Linked DNA regions of Homo sapiens: region 1 is linked to region 2. The links are chromatin loops, found by intact Hi-C in ENCODE. Cell type or tissue: Calu3. All regions are shown on one strand. Each heading gives the region's core, and the rest is flanking DNA. Links, peaks and the distances in the headings are about the cores only.

Region 1 (12,752 bases), core at 3,285-8,284, 150 kb after region 2:
GGCAACAGGGGCCCCATTTATCACCACGTACCAGAATATTGAGACTTCATCCAATTCTAATGATGTCATTTTAGCCCACAGGGGCAGAGACCAGGAGTCCACATCCTACATGTCTTCCAATCTTTCTGCCTCAAAACCCTCAGGAACTGCTTCTAGGGCATTTGATATCATCTCACTGACTTCTGAGAAGGAACATAGACAAGTACAAGCATGTTGTCTTACTCAGCACTCAGCCGCACACATCACGATGGGCAGAAGTCACTATCAGTGAGTTCTGTTGCCCTTGTACAAAGAGGAGTTCCACTTCATTATAAAGAAATGGAGCGAGTATATTTTTAATAGGCCCAACTCTTTAGCTATGTTTTTCTTTTTATCAGGCTTTACTTATTTAGTTTTTCTAGTGCCTTGAAGTATATTACTTATATTTCTTTTTAATCTTTTCAGCCTCAGTAATAAAATTAATATAAATGAGTCAAATTCTTATCTCCTTATTCTTTGAAGTTAGGATTATATAGAGAGAGTAATGTTGAATGAGCTATAAAATTGGCATAAAGTTACTTTTTAGTTGGGTTACAGTAGTTCATGTTAACTAATGCTAAAAATGCCTTGGTGATAGAATTCTAGTTACATATAGAATTGGATATAGATTGTAAAAGCATGTTTAATCAGTATGTTTCTACGTGAAAAGTAAATAAAAGGTTCTTTTTTTGGTAATACATCTGTACACAACACATGGGAAATGCACTCATGTGTCACTTAACAACATGAATATGTTTTGAGAAATGCATCGTCAGATGATTTCATCATTATGTGAACACGGTAGAGTGATTTACACAAACCTAGATGGTAGAGCCTCCTACACACCTAGGCTATGTGGTGTAGCCTCTTGCTCATAGGCTACAGACCTGTACAGCAGCTTACTGTATTGAATACTGAAGGCGAATCATAACACAGTGGCAGGTGTTTGTGTATCTAAACAGAAAAAGGTACAGTGAAAATACAGTATTATAATCTTATAGGATCACATCACATGTGTGGTCTTTGACCAAATCATTATGTAGCAGGTGATTATATATTTCATTCTTTAGAATTTCCTAAAATTATCTTTCCGGTAGTGTCAGCCTGTAATTTCCTTAAGACACAAGAGGAACTTCTCATGCACTTAGTTGACTTCTAATCTCTCTGTAATTTCTTGCTATGCATTAGTGGCATGCTCAGCAGTAAAGACAGTTAAGGCAAAAATAAGTGAAGACAGTCTAAATTTAGTTGCCAGCTTTTATATTGTTTTTGATGAGAAAGCATTGTGTTTTTCCCTTTTTTTAAACAAACTTGGAAAGGCCTTCTTATTGTCAAGATTTCCTTATAAATAAACATTTATTGGGCATTTACTATGTGGCACCCATTGTACCAGGAACTGGGGAGACAAGATAGATGGCCTGCCTCCTCTTGAAAATTCTGTTGTTTTGAGGAGGCAGATTAAACGCCTGCACACAGACAGACAGACACACACACACACACACACACACACACACACGAGGAACAGGTTGGGATGAGTGTTATGATGAGGAAACAGGAAGCTAACATACAGAATGCAGCCAGCATATCCTACCCAAAAAGTCCTCTTTGAGGAAGGAGAGAATGTGGAAAAGTACATTCAAGGTAGGGGCATAAGTGTCACAGACCTCTTGGGAGTCTGCCGACAACATGTCCCTGCCTGCTTACCTGCCAGACAGGGCCTCCTCATAAGACTTGGATGCAGAGGCTCTTGAGTGGAATTTTAATAACCTATTTACAATATCAAAACATGGCAATGTATTTCAGAAACACAAAATAAGTTTCAAGTTCCTTGTAAACATCCCGCTCTGTCCTTTGGAAGGTGCTTCTGGGAACGAGCCTGCGCAAGTTTCTCTCCTCTACTTGGGAGACATAGAGATCTCAGAAGATGCCACGCTGGCGGAGCTGAAGTCTCAGGTCAGACTTCTTCCTGCACCATAACTTAGTGGTAATGTGGCTTCTTCCAGTGAGATATTAATATATTCTTCTATCTCCTTTTCCCTCAATTACAGTCTGTTCTGATATGGCATTTGTCATATGCCATGTTCAGTGGTAAGTACCCGCAGGCAATACACGCCCATGGTGCAGACGGCTCCTCGTGGCCTCACTGGTCCCTCCTCTGACAGGCATGCTGTGCTTTTGTTTCAATCTATCCTCAGTGACTTGCGGCTTTTGTTCATTTTTATTTTTTTAGGGAAACATGGTTTCTTGGAACATTTGTAAAGCATTCACTTTATCCCTTTATTTACATTGTTTGTGTACCATTGTGACCCATATGTTAAATGTTGTTATGAAAAGCTGTGTTACCAGTTTTCCAGGAGGTTAGAACTCCAGCTTTTATGTTAGGATGCTAAACTAGATATTCTAGGTATTGTGTTGTTTCTTATGCATTAACGTTCACAGAGAAGGAGGGTTTTATCCAAATGGAAGGGCTGGATTAAGCACAATGCAGTGTTGAAGCAGCATCCGCCTACTGTTGGACTGAAATGAGCATTCCTTTCTTCTCTTAGAGGAGAAAATGTGGGGCCTATATATGACTAGTGGTTGTTGATGTTTGGCTTTTGTGCGCCCTCAGTATATGAAATACCCTTCCTCAAGAAAAAGCATATGTTGGCTGGGTGTGGTGGCTCATGCCTATAATCCCAGCACTTTAGGAGTCTGAGGCAGGCGGATCACTTGAGGTCAGGAGTTTGGGACCAACCTGGCCAACATGGTAAAACCCTGTCTCTGCTAAAAGTACAAAAAAAAAAAAAATTCACCTGGCACGGTGGCAGGCACCTGTAATCCCAGCTACTCGGAGGCTGAGGCAGGAGAATCACTTGAACCCAGGACAGGGAGGTTGCAATGAGCTGAGATTGCGCCACTGCACTTCAGGCTGGGTGACAGAGTGAGACTCCGTCTCAAAAAAAAAAAAAAAAAAAAAGGAGAAAAGAAAAAGCAGACAGCCTTATTCTCATGAGAACAAATGGGAAAATACTTTTTTTTTCTCATATTAAGTTGAAAGATATAAAATTGCTGTTTTTAGGTCAAAAAATGGATGAATATTGGTAATTTTAGAGGCTCCAACCTAAGTATATCAGTAGGGGCTTAAAGTGATCCCTTCAGAATTAGAACAAGCAGTTTGGGCCTACTGATTGCAGCCAAAGATTTTGAAATACTTCAGAATCAAAAGCTGATTCATCGGCAGAGCAGACACTGGTGGAGGATTGCGCGGGCACGGAAGAAGGCTGCTGTTGTGTCCCTTGTTGTACTGTTAGAGCGGGCTCTGCCCTGGTGAATTCTACTCCCATGGAAGTTAATTCCAAAGTTTCATTTTTTAAACATGATGATTAAAAAGAAGCTTTTGACTCAGATTTAGAGAGAGGGAACTCACTTCTTTCTCAAGGTGATTTCAGTGCAGAGGAATATGAAGACCGCTCAGGGTTAGTGTTATTTAAGAGAGAGAGAGATTCCTGTGACTTTTAAAATGATGTTATCATTACTTGAGATACTCTTTCCTTGAGATGCCACTGTGTAGTGCTTCATTTTTTTTTTCTAAAACAGTATGTTTTGAAGAGTGCTTTTTAAAACCGTTGGAGAAATGTCTGTTTCTTTTTCTAGGCCATGACCTTGCCTCCTTTCCTGGAGTTCGGTGTCCCGTCCCCAGCCCACCTCAGAGCCTGGACGGTGGAGAGGAAGCGCCCAGGCAGGCTTTTACGAACTGACCGGCAGCCACTCAGGTAGGTTCCTTGCTGGACGCAACACTGTCCCTCTCTGCTGCTGACGCACTGGCTGGTGTGAGGGATGGAGGAGGAATCAGTCTTCTGAGCTGAGTGACAACAAAGCCCATTCCTGGTCATGCCACGCTTGTGACTTGGGTGACACTTTTCATCATAAACTCCAGCAGGCCTTCAGTTTTCCATGTTAAGTATAAATGTAGTGTTGTATATTTTTTCTGTGCTCCAGTGACTGTGACATTATATAACTTAAAAGCATTTGGAGTGAGATGGAAAGTAGGAGTGGCTGTTTCTCACTCAGAAATGTTGGATTCAGCTGATCCTCCTCCTGAAACTTTGAACTTAAAGAGCAGGTTTGGGTCATTTCCTTTGCAAAAAGCAGCCTTGAGGCTTTTTGTTTCTTTCTTTCTCGTTTCTTTCTTTTCTTTCTTTCCTTTCTTTCCTTTTCTTTCTTTTCTTAATAGACAGGGTCTGGCTCTGTCGCCCAGGCTGGAGTGCAGTGGCGTGATCATGGCTCAACTACAGCCTCAACCTCCTGGGCTCAAGTGATCCTCCCACCTCAGCCTCCTGTGTAGCTGGGACCTCAGGCATGTGCCACGACACCAGGCTAATTTTTTGTTTTGACGAGGTCTCCCTATGTTGCCCAGTCTGGTCGCGAACTCCTAGCCTCAAGCAATCCTTCCACCTTGGCCTCCCAAAGTGCTGGGTTACTGGCGTGAGCCACTGTGCCTGGCCAAGGCTGCTTTTAATCGGTTCTGATTACCACCCCAAAGTGACTGGCATGAGAATCTTAACCCCGGCTGAACAGAGGGAAATTTCTTTGGCAGTTTGGCCATCTTCCCAGAGCCAGACCTACATGTTTAGTAAGAAATGACTCAAGTATCTAAATAATCACCGCAGCAAGGATTCTCATTTTTTCCCCTTTTCCAAAAGTTTGGGTGTTCTTATAAGTACTCAGAAAACAATTCTTTGCTTAAGAAAAAAGCTTAAAATTGGGGGAAAAAAAATTCAAGAAAATTAAATGTTATGTCACTCAATATTATCTTGTTTCACTTATTATCAGGGAATATAAACTAGGACGGAGAATTGAGATCTGCTTAGAGCCCCTTCAGAAAGGCGAAAACTTGGGGTAAGAAATTCTCCTGTGCATCTGAAGTGACACACACGTATCTTAACCTCGTTTGCCTTTTGAAGCTTTAACAACTTCATAGTGTAGCATTTTTTTCACTGCTTCTAAGTAGCCTAGCAACTTGAAACAGAGTGTGTGCTAGAAATATGTTTGTATGTCTGGGCATCTAAAACTTGGGACTTATTCTCCCATAAAAACAGTAAGGGAGAATTAATTTTTCAGTAATCACCAGGTGCATATTGACCCCATGATGGCCCTGAAGTGTCAGCAAGAGGCCCACCCGCAGCTGTTGTCAGTGTGTTCGGACAGTCTGCCATCCAACGGATTCATCATTGCTCCCGTCGCTCTGCCCCCTTATTCTACTTTCTTCATCCTAGTATCACCTGACATATCTGTACTTACTGATTTATTTGTTAGTATCTGTCTCCCACTACTAGAATATAAGTACTTGGTTTATTCATTGCTATATCCTTAATACCTAGAATAGTAATTGTGCCCATGTCATAGTCAATAATTATTTATTAAATAAAGATACACCCAAAATTGTCTACAATCAAACCATCTTGTTCTTTTTTCGCTGTAGGAAAATATTTTACAAGTCCTTTTGTAAATATCATGAACTATTAAGATTTGCTCTACCTATTATGATATGAGTATCCTTCTTGTGGTCTGCTTGTTATATGAGAAAGTTATCTTTCAACCATGTCTAACATGTATTTAATTTTAGTGTTTTTATAAAAACACATTCTTAATACAAGTTGTACAACCAGAAATAGTTTCCTGGAGGGGAATTCCAGGATCAAATGGTGTGGACATTTTAAACCTCTTAAAATAGTTAAATATTTCTTCAGGCAAGTTGTTCCAGAATATGAGTATTTATTTTACCTCACCCACAAACCAGCATTGACTATTTCATCGTCTAGGTATTTCCTAAATTGATAAATGAAAGATGATTATCTTGTTCTCATATTCTCCAGTGCTTTGATGACTAATAAGTTCAGGCATTTTTGCAAACTGTATTTTGTGAGTGCATGATTGAGTTATTTCGTGTATTTTGACTGCTTCTGTAATGAAGTCTAAAGGAAAAGCTCTCTTGGAATTTGTGTGAGCTCTTTATGATTTTGACCCTTTGTCACAATGGTTGTAAGCTGTGTCAGGTTTTGATAGGCACAGTGCCTTTTGCCCTTTTGAAGAGCAGCTGTGTGCCTCCTCAGGCCCCTTCCATGGGCTTTTCTGTCCTTGACCAACTTCCAGGGCACTCCTGCTCTCAAGGAGGCCTCTAGTCCCTCCTGTTTCTCTCCAGCAGCCTCTGTCCCCTCCTTGGCAACTTCAGCATCTGTGCCGATGCCCTTTCTGTCCTCTGGCCGCACTGTGCTGGGCTCCAGGCCTTGGCCTCACTCCCTGGCCAGCAGCCCCCTCCCCCATGGGGACATGGGGCTGTGCAGCCTCTGCTCTTGCACTCTGCACTCCCCTGATTCCATGGGCCCACATCTTCCCGTGAACTCTCTTTCTTCCAGTCATTTCATTTCTCATTGCGTGACCTCTTTTGATGGTAAAAACACTTAATAGAAGTACATCTAAAAATCATTCATTGTCTCAGCATCCTAAGAACCAGTCTTCATTTCCCCTTGCTGCCTTCCAGTTCTTATCTATAGCTTTTCCTCCATGGCCTGTGCTGACCTCTGCACGTCCCTGTTCCTCCTGCCTTGCTGAGTGTTGTTCTTTCTGCTCCTCCTGCTAAGGTTTCCCATCTCCCACAGCTGCAGCCTTGTGTCTCACCCGCCCTGTGTCTCTCTTCCCAATTCCAACCCTCAGGTTCTTCTCCCTGGCTACCTCATGGCAGCTCACATTTACAGCCCCCAGAGTCAAGGGCATAACTGCCTACCTCGAGCCCGCTCTCCTCCTGCCAGCTGCCGGGCTATCAAGCCAGGCCTCTCTCACCCTGTCCCTCTCTGCCACATCGTACCTGCTCAGGCCGCCACCTCTTTCCTTTTCTCCCGCACTGAGGAAGTTCCCTACCACGTCTGGGGGGGCTCTGCTGTGTACCGAGAATGGGATCTTCACTTCCGCTCTTCATTCCAAGATTAAAGGAAATTGAAATGCGGAATAAGAGTTTGCCACTAGCATCCAGCATTTAGGGAAAAATCTCTCCTTATAAAAACCAGAAAAGCTGGAGGAGAAGCTTTGCCCATTATGCCTCAAGTTACCACGTGGTTTTGTTTGTTTGTTTGGATCTGGCGCTTGACGGTTTTCTGGTACAGCCCCCAGGACGTGCTGCTGAGGACACAGGTGCGCATCCCTGGTGAGAGGACCTATGCCCCTGCCCTGGACCTGGTGTGGAACGCGGCCCAGGGTGGGACTGCCGGCTCCCTGAGGCAGAGAGTTGCCGATTTCTATCGTCTTCCCGTGGAGAAGATTGAAATTGCCAAATACTTTCCCGAAAAGTTCGAGTGGCTTCCGATATCTAGCTGGGTAAAGTTGTGGGGCTGTCTCAGAGAAATTGGGGCTTACCGGCATAGCAATGAGGTTATGCAATTTTTCACAGTGATAGAGAAGTTAGTGAGAACTTGAGGTTGAGTTTTGCTTATTTAAGATGTTTGATTTTCCCATAGAACCAACAAATAACCAAGAGGAAAAAGAAAAAAAAACAAGATTATTTGCAAGGGGCACCGTATTACTTGAAAGACGGAGATACTATTGGTGTTAAGGTAAGTTGTTTAACAGCAAATTTACCACTTTGAGAAGACACGAGGGTCACATGATTTTATAGAGACGTTTTATTGAATCTTCAAGACACAGATTATCCCATTTTATACAAATTGTTTCAGAGAATGGATAAAAAAGAGGGAAAACTGGACAACTGACTTTACAAGGCCACTGAAACCTCAGTATCCAAACTGCCAAGGACACTAAAATAAAATACAGACCAGTTTCACTTCTGACCATACATGGAAAATTCTAAGTAAAATACTAGCAAGTTCAGCCCAGCAAGTATGTTTTTAAAAACACTACTGTGTGACATGACGTCACAGTAGGTTATCCAAGGAATGTGAGGAGGGCAGCGTGAAGAATAGATTATGTAAGAAATAATCCTGCCAGACTCAAGAGATGCAGAAAAAGCATAAAATAAAACTTATTATTAAAAACCCAGTGTTCATGACTTTAAAAAAGAACTTAGAGCAAACTAGGAATAGAAGGAAACGCCTTAACCTGATGCACATATACCCAAAACCTCTAGCAGCAACACTGTGCCAGCTTCAAAAGCTTCCATTTTCATTAAAGTGGGACCCAAAGTAAGGATTCCCCTAACCGCCCCTTCTGTTTAACACTGTACTAAACAACACGGGCAATGAATTCCCTCCCTCACTGCCAAAAGAAAAGTAAATAAAAATTGAAAGAGCAGTAAAAGAAATTTGAAAAGGAAAATATAAAACCGTTCTTACAAAGGAGATTCAAGGCTGGGCACGGTGGCTCATGCCTGTAATGCCAACACTTTGGGAGGCTGAGATGGGTGGATCACTTGAGCCCAGGAGTTCGAGACCAGCCTGGACAACATAGTGAAACCTGGTCTCTACAAAAAAATACAAAAATTAGCCGGGTGTGGTAGCACACACCTGTAGTCCCAGCTACTCAGGAGGCTGAGGTAGGAGGATCGCTAGGGATGAGCTAGGGAGGTGGATGTTGCAGTGAGCCAAGATCGTGCCACTGCACTGCAGCCCAGGCAACAGAGATCCTGTCTCCAAAAAAAAAGAAAAAAAAAAAAAGGAGATTCAAAAGACTACACAGATAAATGATTAGATCTGATAGAGGAGTTCGAAAGGGTCCAAGATCAGTATAAAACCTTCTGGAGAATATACAAAAACATACTTAGCAGTGTTAAAGAAAGCTTCTGTTAGAGCCACGTCATGTTCTTGGAAGGCAAACCTCACAATAGTAAAGGTATCAGTTCTTCCCAAGTCTGTAAATTCAGTGAAATTCCAATGAAAATCCATATAGATTAGATTAAATAAAATTAATAGCATAAATTCGTACACTAGAGCAAAGGGCCAAAGAGCTAAGATTTTCTTTTGTTGTTGTTGTTGAGACAGTATCTCGCTCTGTTGCCCAGGCTGGAGTGCAGTGGTACGATCTTGGCTCACTGCGAGAAGAAAAAGGACAGGGTCCTTGCCTCACCAAGTGTTGACTGATCACAGCTGTGGCGACAGTGCAGCATGGAGGCACGGGTAGACAAACAGGCTCATGGACAGGGTGGAAAGCCCAGAAACAGAATCACACACGTGAGGAAATGTGACAGATACTTGAGGCAACATTAAAAAATGGGTTATTCAATGAATGGTGCTGGAAAATTAGTTATCTATGTAGGAAAATCATATTCATTAATTTTCATAACCCTAAAATTAATTTTATACAAGTTGAGTATCTATGATTCAAGATGCTTGGGACCAGAACTGTCTCAGATTTCAGGTTTTTTCGGGTTTTGGAATATTTGCATTATACTTAACGGTCGAGCCTCCCTAATCCAAAAATTTGAAATCTGAAATGCTCCATTGAGTTTCGGATTTCTGGATTAGGTATGCTTGACTTGAGTCAGCGTCAGGCCCCATAAAACCTGTACTTACCTCTGCTCACACCATAGTCAACAGGCAATCCAGTTGAAGACTTAAATGTGAAAACCACTCATTTTCAATCTTTAGAAGACATAAGAAAATCTTTGACTTCAAGTTAAGGATTTCTTTTTTTTATTTTTTGAGATGGGGTCTCACTCCGTCACCCAGGTTGGAGTGCAGCAGCATGATTTCCACTCACTGTAACCTCTGCCTCACGGGCTCAAGCGATCCTCCCACGTTAGCCTCCCAAGTAGCTGGGACCACAGGCACGTGCCATTATGCCCGGCTAATTTTTTGTATTTTTGGTAGAGACGGGGTTATGCCGTGTTGCCCAGGCTGGTCTTGAACAGGAGAGTTCAGGCAGTTCACCTGCCTCAGCCTCCCAAAGAGCTGGGATTACAGGCGTGAGCCACCATGCCTGGCAAGAAGGATTTCTTAAACAGAAAGTGCAAACCATGAAAGAATCAGTAAATTTCATTACATTAGAAGTGAGAACTTTTGTTCGTCAAAGGAAATCATAAAAAACAGTGAAAAGGGAAGTCACAAACAGGGGAGCGACATACGCAGTAACACAGCAGAGGGTTATTCTCCAGCATAGACAGCAGATCTTCTGCAAATCTGTTATCAAAAAATAACCCAATAGAGAAGTGGGCCAAGGTTATCACTGGCAGTTCACAGAGGAGAAGAGAATGGCCAGGAAACACATGAAAAGAGAATCAGCTTGCCAATTGCAGGGAGCTGCAGAATCCAGCAGGAAGCTGCCCTTGCTAGTGAGACCGTGGGAACTCCCACACACATGGCCAGGCGCAGTGGCTCACGCCTGTAATCCCAACGCTCTGGGAGGCCAAGGCAGGCAGATCACTTGCACTCGGGAGTTTGAGACCAGCCAGGGCAACATGGCAAAACCCAGCTTCTTGGGTGGCTAAGGCAGGAGGATCACTTGACCCCAGGAGGTGGAGGTTGTAGTGAGCTGAGATCATGCCACTGCACTCCAGCCAGGGTGGCAGAGTCAGACCGTGTGTCAAAAAAAAAAAAACAAAAAAAAAAAACTCCAGTGGGAACACAAGTTGGTACAGCTACTCTGGAGAGCAGTTTGGTGTTAGTTTAGTACACAGATGCCCGTCGATACAACCAAGGAGTCCCACTCCTAGCTGTATTCCCTAGAATAACTCGCCCATAGGTGTGTGGAGACACATGGATATGCTCACTGAAGCATTACAGGTAATAGAATGAAGTGGAAAGAAATTGACAGATTTTTTTTTTTTTTTGAGACAGAGTCTCACTCTGTCACCCAGGCTGGAGTACAGTGGCGCAATCTTGACTCACTGGAACCTCCACCTCCCGAGTTCAAGTGACTCTTCTGCCTCAGTCTCCCATTCCCCAGCCTCAGCCTCCCCACAATTTTTAAAACTTGTGTCATGTGCAATTTACTGGAACAGAAATTATAATATTGGCTTATCATATGAGTGTATTAGAATAGAGATTATAATACTTGACACGACATGTTCCTAGCAGAGGCGGGGCACTGAGAAGTAGCCAGACCCTCCTGCAGAGCCTGGTTAATCTCTCAGTCATTGAAGAGTTTAACTGTGATGTCTAGCCAGAGCCAGCTCCCCACCTCCACACCTGAGAATGCAGCCAGCGACCTGGGCAACCCCCAGCACGAACCCCGCAGACCCTGCGCTGTGTCTTTCCTGACACGCACTTCCCTTCCTGGGTGCGCCCCTGAGGCGTCCTCCCTGTGGACAGCATTTACGGAAATAACATGCGTGTGGAAAACAACCTGCGAGTCCTGGGAAAGGGAGGAGGCTTGCCCAGTCACGGGAATGCAGGGAGCAGCCTGTGTTTGTGAAACCCTGCAGTTAAGGCTTGCAGGAGATGCCAAGGAAGTAAAGCCAAGTTCATGCCTCTCAGAAGCTGGGGCTGGCTATAGAAATACAGAGGCGAGAACAGACTGACGGTGTCTATAAAGTAAACAGCTGTGCTTCTGGCGCGGCGATGAGAGATCCGTGTGCTGATGTGGATGATCTCTGTCTTCATGTTGCCTGGTAGCCCTTTAAAGTCCCCCTGTTTGGCCACTCGCAGTGGAAGCTTCTGGAGCTGAAGGGAAAGGTCAGATGGCTGGAAATTAATTTCCCTTGTGGAGCTCTTCTTGCCACCCCCGAGTTTGTTTTCATCGAGCAAGAGGATTTTTTTTAATCAGTTATTCACCTAGTTTATGTAAATTTGAATCTGTTCTTTTGTCAATATAGGTAGTTTTTTAGACATGCCTCTTTTAAATGTAGGCTAAAAAGATGTCAGAAAACACTGCTCATTACTTCTTTTGAAATGTAGAATCTCCTGATTGACGACGATGATGATTTCAGTACAATCAGAGATGACACTGGAAAAGAAAAGCAGAAACAACGGGCCCTGGGGAGAAGGAAAAGGTAATTGCTGGGGTCTGCACAGATGTGCAGCTGACAGAGCCCTCTCTGACTCTCTCTTATTCCTGCTTGGAAACTGAGAGGGACCGGAAACTCTTGTTGATTCAGAGTGCACACAAAGCACACCAGTGTGGCGGGTCCTTCTCCGCCCCCTGCGTTCTTTCCTCTCCTTGAGTGCCTCCTCCTGGAGCTTTCTGTGGAACAGGTGAAGTCCACGTGAACTGCAGAGGCACGATGAGGAGCCCGCAGATCCATGGCCCCCCGGTCCCCCTCCTTCCTCCTCACCCGCAGCCTCACCCTCTGCCTGGCTCTTGGCTTTCCCTTCAGGTTCCCACACCCTCAGGTCTCCAGAACCACCCCGTCTTGCTGCCACCTCAGCCCTGCTGCGGGCTCCCTGTCCTTCTCCCGCTCTCTCCAAGGTTCCCGAGAGCCTGGCCACTCCAGGGGACGCTGCTGTGGCTTCAGGGCTGCTACCCCACTTCCTCCAGGACACTGCCTGACCCCTGGCCGCCAGGACTCCGCTGCCACAGGCCATCTTCTACCTCTGCTCAGGACTCCTTGCCTCTCTCCCTCCTCCCAGCTCTGGCGCCGCCTGCCGTTGTCTGGCTCTGCACTTACTGCCACTGGAGGAAGCAGGTGCTGCTTGCAGTCAGGCCAAGCCACAGGCTCTGTGCCCAGCCGGCTGTCTTCAGGCCTCCAGGCCACACACCCGGAACTGGGGCGTGAGGCTCAGTTCGCACTGCTCAGCTCACCACCACCACAAGTCCCAGGACCTGCCCGTGGCATCAGCTCCATGCAGGCCTCACCAGAGGCCCCCAGG
Region 2 (12,752 bases), core at 5,110-10,109:
TTAGAACTGGGTAACAGGCAGAGGTTGGCAAAGTTTGGAGGGCTCAGAAGAAGACAGGAAAATGTAGGAAAGTTTGGAACTCCCTAGAGATTTGTTGAATAGCTTTGCCCAAAATGCTGATAGCAATATGGACAATAAAGTCCAGACTGAGGTGGTTTCAAATGGAGATGAGGAACTCGTTGGGAACTGGAGGAAAGGTGACTCTTGTTATGTTTTAGCAAAGAGACTGGCAGCATTTTGCCCCTGACCTAGTGATTTGTGGAACTTTGAACCTTAGAAAGATGATTTAGGGTAACTGGTGTGAGAAATTTTTAAAAAGCAAAGCATTCAAGAGGTGATTTGGGTGCTGTTAAAGGCATTCAGTTTTAAAAGGGAAACAGAGCATAAAGGTTTGGAAAATTTGCAGCCTGAAAATGTGATAGAAAAGAAAATCCCATTTTCTGAGGAGAAATTTAAGCCGGCTGCAGAAATTTCCATAAGTAATGAGGAGCCGAATGTTAATCCCCAAAACCATGGGGAAAATGTCTCCAGGGCATGTCAGAGGTCTTCACAGCAGTCCCTCCCATCACAGGCCTGGAGGCCTAGGAGGAAACAATGGTTTTGTGTGACAGGCCCAGGGCCCCCTGCTGTGTGCAGCCTAGGGACTTGGTGTCTTGCATCCCAACTGCTCCAGCTGTGTCCAAAAGGAGCCAAAGTACAGCTCACACCATGGCTTCAGAAGGTGCAAGTGCCGAGCCTTGGCAGCTTCCATGTGGGGTTGAGACTGTGGGTGCACAGAAGTCAAGAATTGAGGTTTGGGAACCTCTGCCTAGATTTCAGAGGCTGTATGGATATGCCTGGATGTCCAGAAAGAAGTTTGCTGCAGGGGCAGGACCCTCACAGAGAACCTCTGCTAGAACAGTGCAGAAGGGAAATTTGGGGTTGAAGCCCCCAAACAGAGCAACAACTGGGGGACTGCCTAGTGGAACTGTGAGAAGAGGGCCACCATCCCTCCACCTCAGAATGGTAGGTCCACCAATAGTTTGCACTGTGCACCTGGAAAAGCCACAGACACTCAATGCCACTCTGTGAAAGCAGCTGGAAGGGAGGCTGTACCCTGCAAAGCCACAGGGGTGGAGCTGCCTAAGACCATGGGAACTCACCTCTTACATCAGCAAGACCTGGATGTGAGACATGGAGTCAAAGGAGATCATTTTGGAGCTTTAAGATTTGACTGCCCTGCCGGATTTCTGACATGCATGGGGCCTGTAGCCCCCTTATTGGCCAATTTTTCCCAGTTGGAATGGTGTATTTACCCAATACCTGTACCCTCATTGTGTCTAGGAAGTAACTAACTTGCTTTTGATTTTACAGGCCCATAGGTGGAAGGGACTTGCCTTGTCTCAGATGAGACGTTGAACTGTGGACTTTTGAGTTAATGCTGAGACTTTGCGGGACTGTTGGGAGGGCATGATTGGTTTTGAAATGTGAGGACATGAGATTTGGGAGGGACCAGGGTGGAATCATATGGTTTGGCTGTGTCCCCACCTAAATCTCATCTTGAATTGTAACTCCCACAATTCCCACTGTTGTGGGAGGATCCTGGTGGGAAAATTGAATCATGGGGGCAGGTCTTTCCCATGCTGTTCTCTTGATAGTGAATAAGTCTCTCAAGAAGCCTAGTCAACAAGAACAATTTTTCTGGATTGCTTTCATCGATGCTTTGTCCCTGAAGGCAGAAAATGCATTGCCAGTAAGGGATTGTTTTTTAAAGTTCTTTTGATATTGGACAATGTCCCTAGCCACCCAGAACCCTAAAGGTGTCAAAGTGGTCTACCTGCTCCCAAACCCAATATCTCTAATTCAGCTTCTCAATCAGGGGTCATAAGAACCTTTAGAACTCATTACACACAGTTTTCTATGTAAAGGATTGTCAATACTGGAAAAGAATCTGGACAGAGAAGACACCAAGTTAGCAACTATCTACACAGGAAAAACCACCTTCATAAGAACCAAAACTCAGGTGAGCACTCATAGTACCTGGTTTTCATTTTATATAACTCAGAGACACTGAAGAAATAGAAAAAAAAAAGTTCTGCATCTCCTATGTCACCCAACCCCCTGAACCCACAGTGGCGGTGTGGCATAAAGAGAATCCCTGAGCCCTGGTGGGAGACAATTGGGAGGCACTGAAATCAGTGCTATTCTGTTAGAGCAGAAAGGAAACCCAGACCAAACTCAGCTGACACCCACCCACTGAGAGAGCGTTTATTTATTTATTTATTTATTTATTCTTATTTTTTGAGATGGAGTCTCACTCTGTCATCTAGGCTGGAGTGCAGTGGTATGATCTTGGCTCACTGCAGCCTCTGCCTCCGAGGTTCAAGCGAATCTCTGCTTCCTGAGTAGCTGGGATTACCGGCATGCACCACCACACCTGGCTAATTTTTGTATTTTCAGTACAGATTGGGTTTCGCCATGTTGGCCAGGCTGGTCTCAAACTCCTGGCCTCAAGTGATCCACCCACCTCAGCCTCCCTAAGTGCTGGGATTACAGGCATGAGCCACCGTGCCCAGCATTGAGGGAGCATTTAAACCAGCCCTAGGCTGAGGGAAATTGCTGATCTCAGAGGTCTGAACTTGAATGCCCACAGACCTCACCACCGAGGGCCAAAATGGTCTTGGCCTCAAGTAAACTTGAAAGGCAGTCTAGTCCATAAAGATTGCAACTCTTAGGTGAGTTCTAGGGCTGTACTAGGCCCAGAGACAGTGAACTGGGTAAAGGGGAGTATGACATACTGAAACACTAGCTGAAGCAGCCAAGGGAGTACCGACATCACTCCTCCCCTAATCCCAGGATGCACAGCTTGCGGCTCCAAAAGAGACCCTTTCCTTCTACTTGAGGAGAGGAGAGGGAAAAGTGGGGAGGACTTTGTCTTGCATTTAGGAGACCAGCTCAGCCACAGCAGGATAGGGCACTGGTCAGAATCATGAGGCCCCTGTGCCAGGCCCTAGCTTCCAGATGACATTTCTGAACACACCCTGGGCTAGAAGGGAACCTGCTGCCTTAAAAGAAAGGGCCCAGTCCTGCCAGCGTTCATCGCCTGCTAACTGAAGAGACCTTGGAACCTGAATACCAGCAGTGAAACCTCGTACTACGTCAAGGGCCTTGGTGAGCCTCTGAGACTTACTGGCTCTAGGTGAGATTCAGCACATTCCCAGCTGTGATGGCTATGGAGCAAAACTCATTCTGCTTGAGGAAAGCACAAGGAAAGGTAAAGGGGACTTTGCCTTATAACTTAGGTACCAACACTGCTGCAGGGGGATAGAGCATCAAGAGGGCTTTTGGGGTCCCTGATTCCAGGACTTGACTCGGACAGCATTTCTGGAGCTCCCCTGGGATAGAGGGGAGCCCACTGCCTTGAAGGGCAAGTCTCAGGCCAGGCAGCATTCACCACAAGTTGACTTAAGACCTTGGGCCTTAAGGGAACACCAGCAGAAGTCTGGCAGTACTGTCCATGGCCAGGGGTGGCAGTGGCTACAAGGTGAGGCTCCTCTGTCTTTGCAAATAAGAGGGAAGAATGGGAAGGACTGCATCTTGTGGTTTGAGTGCCAGCTCAGCTGCAATACAATAAAATACCAGGTGGAATGCTAAGGTTTTTGACTCTAGTCCCTGACTCCTAGATGGCACTTCTGGACCCACCCAGGGCCTGGGGGACCTTGCCATTCTGAAGGGAGGGATGCAGGTCTGGCTGGCTGTATCACCTGCTGATTGTAAAGCCCAAGGGCGTTGAGCAAACATAGGCAGTAGCCAGGAGGTGGTTACAGCAGGCCTTGGGTGAGACCCAGAGCTGTGCTGGTTTCAGGTCTGATCCAGCACAGTCATAGTGGTGATGGCCACAAGGATGCTTGTGTCACTCCACCCCCAGCTTGAGGTGGCTCAGAACAGAGAGAGAGACAGAGAGAGAGAGAGAGAGTGAGAGAGAGAGAGAGACTCTGTATTTTTGGGAGGAAGTAAGGGAAGAAAGCAAGAGTATGTGCTGGAATCCAGAGAAGTATCTTGGATCTTGTCCAAGACCATCAAGGCAATACATCTACAAGTCTGCAAGAACCACAGCGTTACTAGGCTTGGGGTGCCCCCTAAAGCAGAAACAGCTTAGATTACAACACCTAAGTCCTTTCAAATATCTGGAAAGCCTTTCCAAGAAGGACGGCTACAAATAAGCCCAGACAATGAAGACTACAATAAACACCTAACTCTTCAATGCCCAGACACTGAAGAATGTCTGCTAGCATCAACGCCATTCAGGAAAACCATGACCTCATCAAATGAATTAAATAAGGTGCCAGGGACTAACGCTGGAGAAACAGATATAAGCGACCTTTCAGACAGAGAATTCAAAATAGCTGTGTTGAGGAAACTCAAAGAAATTCCAAATAACACAGAGGAGGAATTCAGAATTCCAGCATATAAATTTAACAAAGAGATTGAAATCATTAGAAAGAATCAAGCAGAAATTCTGGAGCTGAAAAATGCAATCGGCATAATGAAGAATGCATCAAAGTCCTTTAATAGCAGAATGGACCAAACACAAGAAATAATTACTGAGCTTGAAGACAGGCCATTTGAAAATACATGGTCAGAGGAGACAAAAGAAAAAAGAATAAACAACAATGAAGCATGCTTATAGGATCTAGAAAATAGCCTCAAAGGGGCAAATCTAATAGTTATTGCCCATAAAGTGGAGGTAGAGAAAGAGATAGGAGTAGAAAGTTTATTCAAAGGGATAATAACAGAAAACTTTCCAAACCTAGAGAAAGATACCTATATTCAAGTATGAGAAGGCTAGAGAACACCAAGCACATTTAACCCAAAGAAAACTACCTCAAGGCATTTAATAATCAAACTCCCAAAGGTCAAGGATAAAGAAAAGATTCTAAAAGCAGCAAGAGAAGAGATAAATAACAAACAATGGAGTTCCAATACATCTGGCAGCAGCCTTTTCAGTGGAACCCTTACAGGCCAGGAGAGAGTGGCATGACATATTTAAAGTGCTGAAGAAAAAAAAACCTTTTACCCCAGAATAGTATATCTGGTGAAAATATCCTTCAAACAGGAAGGAGAAATAAAGACTTTCCAAGACAAAAGTTGAGGAATTTTATCAATTCCAGACCGATCCTACAAGAAATGCTACAGGGAGTACTTCAATCAGAAAGAAAAGGAAGCTCATGAGCAAGAAGAAATCATCTGAAGGTACAAAACTCACTGGTAATAGTAAGTACACAGAAATACACAGAATATTATAACATTGTAACTGTGTGTGCAAACTACTGTTATCCTACATATAAAGACTAAACAATGAACAAATCAAAAATAATAACTAAACAACTTTTTAAGATATAGGCAGTACAACAAGATATAAATGAAAATCACAAAGAGTTAAAAAGTAGGGAGCAAAGTTAAGACTAGTTTCTATTAGTTTTCTTCTTGCTGTGTGTTTGTTTATGCAAATAGTGTTAAGTTGTTATCAGGTTAAAATAAGGTTTATAAGATAGTATTTGCAAGCCTTATGGTAACTGTCATGGGTGGCAACTCTCTGAGACTGGTGTGGCATGGGAGGTAAAAAGAATTTACCAAGATACTTGTAGGTAAAGAAAGGCAGATTTATTAGAGAAAGTAGGAAAATATGTTGCAAGATAGTCAGCAAGAGAAGAGCTGGCTGCAAGGAGACAAAGGCTTGCTGAGGATTTTATAGGATGGTGCTTGTGCTGCAGAGAGCTAGATGCAGTATTGATAATGCCAAGGTTGCAGTGAGATAACTTGCATTTTTCTATCAGCTGAGGGTCTGGTGATCGCTGGGTGCAGGAAGATTATGTTATTTTTGCAGGAGGGCTATGTGTCCTAGACCATGAAGAAAGGGAGACTTATAGTTCATCTGCTTTTTCTTTTTTGCTTTCCCCTGGTCCTGCCAGCCTAGCTCTTTTTCCCTAATTAGGGCTCCACATTTCCCCCCTGACATAGCAACAATGACAAATCTTTGGCATGTGAGTGAAGGTCTCATCTTCCAACTGCTTCCTACTGACCAAGGGTATAGAGTTGGCCCTACCTAAGATTGTTGGCCTATCAGGAGGTTACATGGACCTAGATCCCTGGGTTGGCCCCTAAATTGGGGAGGGTCACTGTTGGACTATGGAAGAACAGCATTTGCAGCCTAAAAAAGAGACTGTTCTCTCCCATTTGAATGGTCTTGACACCCTCATAAAATTTGGAACTTACTCAATTGACCAAGGATGTATGGGTTTATTTCTGAATTCTCTGTTCCATAGATCAACATAAAAAGATGTTGTATGAGGCAATTGGAGGTAAATTAATTATGGGCTAGAAATGAGATAATATTAAAGTATTATTATTGTGTTAGGTGTGATAACGATATTGTGGCCGTGTAACAAATTTTACTTATTTTTTATATTTAATAAAATATTCAATGATGGAATGACAAGCCAAGAATTTCCACTAAAAAAATGACAGCCAAAAAGTTTCTTTAAAAGGTCAGAATAAGGGGATAGATGAATTAATACAGCAAAACACTGAAAATTATTTAGCCTAAGGATTGATATACAGGTGCACATTACACTATAGTCTTTTCATTTTGTATGTTTGAAAACTTTGAAAATAAATACTTGAAGTAAACAATTTTAGTGGGAGGCCTTAGTCTTGTCAACCAAAAGTTAACTTTGAATTTGGATCTTGGACTATAGCCAGAATCTTAGAGCAATGGGGAAAGCACAGATCTTTTCTTGCTCTGTAACCACATCCTATCCCCAGGTCTGCAGAGCTGCACCTACCATGGATGGTATAGATGAAGCCTGAATTCTTTTCCCCTAAAACCAGTCATCAATTCTGTTGGAACTCACCAAAAATTCAAAGAGACTAAGAGTGACTTCCTCTTTTTCTCATTAAAACTATTTCAATGTTCTGCTGAATTATTTACACATCACTAATCAACACACACACATTAGAATACTGAAATGTAAAAGAATGACCATACCAATTGATATAGTTTAAAAGTTTGTCCCCTCCAAATCCCATGTTGAAATTGGAGATGGGGCCATCTGCCATCATTGTTAAAGTATTTAATTACATCCCTGGCTGTAATTCTCCTGGATAGACTCAAGGAGATTTTGTTACAGGAGATCTTCAAGAAATCCCCTGTGCAGGGTCTGGGACACTGCACGCAAACACACCTGCACATACACAAACACATACATGTGCAAACACATACTCTATCATCAAGTAATGCTTCCTTCTCATCAGACAGATGAGACTCAGACTCTGAATCCTGTTTCCCAGCAAGATGTAACCAACTGCATGCTTTTCCCAGACACATCCTGGCATCTGAAACAAGGAAAGAGCAATATGCAGTGTTCATCGTTCTTTTGATGACAATTTACTTTTACTTTTGTGGTTGGGCCATATCCAAGGCTCTTTGACAGAAAGCCCTCTTTGAGATCGAATTCCTCTGTGAGAATTCTGCTGCCTTTACAGGTATAATCATAAAAATATACATTAATATACATAACCCTCTGCAAACTATAAAAACTTTCATACATGTGTATATTCTTTAATAGATATAGAAACACATTTATTTCATATCTCATAAAAGATATTTACAATCAAAATAAATGAAACCATATATAGTTTAATGTTTCATTTTTTATAGATATCCCTCTATCACAGGTGATATAAAATCATATATAGGTTTTTATATCTTTAAAGGCCTCTAGGTGACCCTGTGAGCCACAATAAACTCAGCGTGGGTTCAGGAAGTGGCAGATCCTCAACTCGGCCGAAGGCTGTGGGGTGTAGGCAACACATGGGTGGTGCTTGGTACTGTAATTAATGGAGGATAACGAGGAGAAAAGTGCTTTGATAAGTCCAACCTCTTAGAGTCCTGCAACTTGCATCTCCTCGCCTGGTCTTGCCATGAGCTGAAAGTCATGCCTAATTTTGAAAGGCCTACAACTGTAGTCTTCCTGCTTTTTAGAAAGAGCATTATTTCACTTTCCTATGAGATGGCTGAACGGTCACTCTTTCACCAACCATCTGCCAATGACAGATATAACTGTGTTACAAAGTCTACTGAATCTTGTAAGAAACCAGAACAATACATAAAAATGTGTACTCCACCCCTAATAAAATAATATAATGAGATGAGACACCAGGTGTTTCATCTGGATTTAGCAACTATGCGTTTGCCAAGAATCTTATTCTGGTATTTTTCAAGGATTTTTCAGTCACAAGCAACCGAATCCCTATTTAAACTGGCTACTCTAACAATATTACTCAATAATATTTTGGAAGTATATGCTCCAGCAAAGCAAAAGAAGCAGTACAAATATCAGACAAGGGAATTACTTGCAGATGGTATTGTATATTGTACATCTAATGCATACTACAAAATAATAAGAAAAGTTAGTGATGTGGCTGGATACAAGATACATATGCAAAAACCAAAATTTTAATTACCAGTAATCAGTTAAATGTAGAAATGGAAACATTGCCCTGTACAAAATAGTTTCTAAAGTAATAAAATGCCAAGGAATAAATGTTAAAAACAAACATAAAATGCTTATATAGTGAAAATTTTTATTTATGTATATAAAACAAGATCTGAATAAATAGTGAGACATATATGTTCCTGAACAGGAAGACTTAATAGCAAAAAGATGCCAGTCTTCTCAATTCAGGAAAACCCTGTAACCCTACGTGTAGGACTCTAGTCTACTAAGATAAAAGCAAGAATATAGAAATATATTCACGCAAGGAAAGTATTGAAGAGTGTTTACACAGCCTTATTCACAAAAGGAAAGAGTGGAAAATGGCTATATATATATCAATATTAATTGGTTAAAAAACTACATTGTATCCAAAGTAAAGAATTTTATGCAATTATTAAAAGAACTTGTCAAATCTGTCTGTATTGCTCTATAAAGGTACCCATAATTTATTGGCAAGTGAAAAATGCAAGATAAAGAAGAATATGTTCAGCCCAATACTAGATTTTATTTTTACTAAATAGGTATGGGAACTTACATGAGATATTGCATATGCCTAAAATACTTTTTTTCAATGAAAAGAATGTACACAAAACTTAAGAGCATTTCAACTACGGGGTCACATAGAATTAACAAAAAACGGAAGTTTCATTTCTTGCTGTGGTTTTTGGTACTTTTCTAAACATCGTATTTTAAAATGTAGCCTGAATATGATCTATAATTTTTAAATTATTACATATACTTTCAAGAAGGGCAGTTTTATAAAATTTGATAATTGATGAGTACATGAATTCGCACAAAATAATTTGTTAAACTGGAAAGAAATTTGAAATGCAACAAACGAAAATGTCAAATCACAGTTCAGTAAGGAATCCTTTTTTAATTTCCAAAGCCAGATTATTCTTAATGTGCTAAAGGAGAGGTGACTTACCATAGGCAATGGCTTTCCCTGATGACAGTTGATACCACCAATGAAGATCATGTTGGGCATCACGGGTTTGGGATAGTCCAAAACAAAGTCCGTTCGCAACAACCAAATTGATGTGTGACTGTAGAGATCATATGCCGTGACAGGGGTTTGGAGAATTTCAGAGGCTATTTCTAGGGCATTTCTAAAAAGATACTGGCAAAATAAATGGTCCTCCAAGTGCACGATGTGGTTCCATACTCTCTCCTTGAAAGTCATGGCATCTGAGAACCCTAAGAGATCATTGGGGACATAGGAAAGAGGAGCAGGGCACTGTGCACCTTCTTCAAGATGGTGGCAAAATATTCCCCTGGTGAAGACCACAGAGGGGAGGGAGAAATATTTAGCAACAATTAAGCCACAGGTATCAAAAGGATCCAGAAACACTGCATCAAAAGAACTCTCCTTTAAGTATTCTACTAATTTTCGGTCATTAAACAAACTCCTGCAATGCGAAAAAAATAAGTCAAGAAAACCACTGGATGAACTCATTAATAGAGAAAATATACTTTGTGCCTGTGCTTTCCATTGAGCATGGGCGAAAACCATGAATTCCCGGTTCTGATCTTCCAGAGTGTACGAGGTTGAGTAAGTCTTCACTGTGCAATTCAGTGATCTTTCCAGTTGCCAACTCACCTCTGGCATGACTACAACCACCTCATGCCCCCTGAGGATAAGTTTCTCCACCACCGACTGCATGGTGAACCAGTGACTCCCATCCATGGGCACTACCAGCAGCTTCCCTGCCTCGGCAAAGCCACAGGTCAGCAGTAGACACACACATAAAGGAACGGGGCTGGTCCACCCTGCGCGAGCCATGAGAGAACTGCAGCCCGAGCCAGCAGCTGGGATTCTAAGCTGCTATGATACAGTAGGCGGAAGAAGTACAGGCACAAAACCTGACCCCAATAGAGGGCGTGTATTTATCCTTTCATAAAAAAAAAAAAATCACACTCACTGCCAATGATTTACTCATAAGAACGATAACACACGAGTATCATTTGCTGAGATACCTACTTGTATGATTTCCAGACAAGAGTAGATTATGGTCTTCGCCTTGGAGGGAGAGCACGCTGCAAGTGAGTTTAGAAACAGAATTATTCAGCAATGCTTTTGGACCTTGAAGATTCGGAAAGATAAAGTGAAAGTAAATTTGAATAATGCTAATATTTTTGGAATTTATCCCAAAGCAAAATTTAGATTTTGACTTTAGCCAACCAAATACTCTCTGTCCAGAAAGAAATTGGCATCTCATGTTCCAGGGAAAGACAGCAAGGCTCTTAGCACTGACCTCCCAACTGGCAAGAAACTGGGGCTCACCTGCATCTCTGCAATGCATAATCATTGCTGGTTGTCTTCTTCCATATCCAAACCCTGAGAGGCCTCTGAAATGCCAAAATGAGATTGACAACCCTGCCTCCATGGACCATACCAGGGACTTGATGGAAAGTGACCATCACCTATTTTAATGACTTTCCTCAGATACGTTGCATGCAGTGGGGAGTTGCTGGCCCAGTCCTTGTGCGAACACTCTGCTGGGCTGCCTCTCTGTGACTGCTCTACTTCTATATTCTAAACACACCATCACTCCAGTGACCTCTTTCAGGAAAATATGTACTTGTCTCCCTCAGTCTGCTGAGGACTCCTGGAAGTCAGAGGTGATGCCATCTCTGTGTTTTTACCCTTCTTTCACAGTAGCCATGCTTTGCCTTTGACGTAGTTTGTATGTTTGTCCCCTCCATATATCATGGTCAAATATAATCCCCAGTGTTGGAGATGAAGCATGGTGGGAGGTGTTTGGGTCATGGGCATGGATCCCTCATGAATGGCTTGGCACTGCCCTCCCAATTGTGAGTGATTTCTCATGAGATTTGATTGTTTAAAAGTATACGACAGTACATGTATCCCAGATCTCTTAAAGTATAATTTTTTAAAAAATGCCAAAAACCCTCTTCAGGATATTATTCAGGAGAACTTCCCCAGCCTAGCAAGACAGGCCAACATTCAAATTCAGGAAACACAGAGAACACCATAAAGATACTCCTCGAGAAAAGCAACTCCAAGACACATAATCATCAGATTCACCAACGTTGAAATGAAGGAAAAATGTTAAGGGCAGCCAGAGAGAAAGGTCCTGTTACACACGAAAAGAAGTTCATCAGACTAACAGCAGACCTCTCTTTAGAGACCCAACAAACCAGAAGACAGTGGGGACCAAAACTCAACATTCCTAAAGGAAAGAATTTTCAATCCAGAATTTCATATCCAGCCAAACTAAGCTTCATAAGTGAAAGAGAAATAAAATCCTTTACAGACAAGCAAATGCTGAGAGATTTTGTCACCACCAGGCCTGCCTTACAAGAGCTCCTGAAGGAAGCACTAAATATGGAAAGAAAAAACCGGTACCAGCCACTGCACAAACATACCCAATTGTCAGGACAATTGACACTATAAAGAAACTGCATCAACTAGTAGGCAAAATAAACAGCTAGCATCATAATGACAGGATCAAGTTCACACATAACAATATTAATCTTAAATGTAAATGGGCTAAATGCCCCAATTAAAAGACACAGACTGGCAAATTGGATAAACAGTCAAGACCCATCAGTGTGCTGCATTCAGAAGACCCATTTCACGTGTAAAGACATATAGGCTCAAAATAAAGGGATAGAGGAATATTTACCAAGCATATGGAAAGCAAAAAAAATCAGGGGTTGCAATCTAGTCTCTGATAAAAACAGACTTTAAATCAACAGAGATCAAAAAAGACAAAGAAGGGCATTATATAATGGTAAAGGGATCAATGTAACAAGAAGAGCTAACCATCCTAAATATATATGCGCCCAATACAGGAGCACCCATAAAGCAAGTTCTTAGAGACCTACAAAGAGACTTAGGCTCCCATACAATAATAGTGGGAGACTTTAACACTCCATTGTCAATATTAGACAGATCAACGAGACAGAAAATTCACAAGGAAATTCAGGACTTGAACTCAGTTCTGGACCAAGCAAACCTAATACACATGTATAGAACTCTCCAACCCAAATCAACAGAATATATATTCTTCTCAGCACCACATTGCACTTATTCTAAAATTGACCACATAATTGGAAGCAAAACACTCCTCAGAAAATGCAAAAGAACAGAAATCATAACAAACAGTCTCTTAGATCACAGTGCAATCAAATTAGAACTCGGGATTAAGAAACTCACTCAAAACTGCACAACTACATGGAAACTGAACA

The links. Hi-C counts contacts between places; a loop is a spot of excess contacts. Peaks named below come from ENCODE experiments on the same cell type or tissue, not always from the same donor. Only the 100,000 strongest peaks of a DNase experiment are listed, where the experiment ranks them.
Region 1: it touches region 2 in a loop (6-fold over the local background); 3 of 110 quality-filtered maps call a loop at or near these places.

What each region holds. Positions count from the first base shown.
Region 1 is chr2:233,480,386-233,493,137 of GRCh38, reverse strand. USP40 (ubiquitin specific peptidase 40) reads left to right here. Exons shown (of 32, transcript NM_001365479.2): 26 at 1,877-1,971; 27 at 3,655-3,773; 28 at 4,834-4,899; 29 at 7,161-7,371; 30 at 7,512-7,607; 31 at 11,841-11,935. Among named protein-coding and RNA genes, the nearest start is that of USP40, 80 kb to the left of the region's middle. In Calu3, for the core only: no CTCF peak of the experiment used is centred there; a DNase peak (open chromatin) is centred at 6,242.
Region 2 is chr2:233,634,091-233,646,842 of GRCh38, reverse strand. All of the region lies in intron 1 of UGT1A8 (UDP glucuronosyltransferase family 1 member A8), which reads right to left. It overlaps UGT1A10 (UDP glucuronosyltransferase family 1 member A10), which reads right to left and starts at 10,395. Exons shown (of 5, transcript NM_019075.4): 1 at 9,466-10,395. The coding sequence starts at 10,320. It also overlaps UGT1A. In Calu3, for the core only: a CTCF peak has its summit at 7,860; a DNase peak (open chromatin) is centred at 7,822.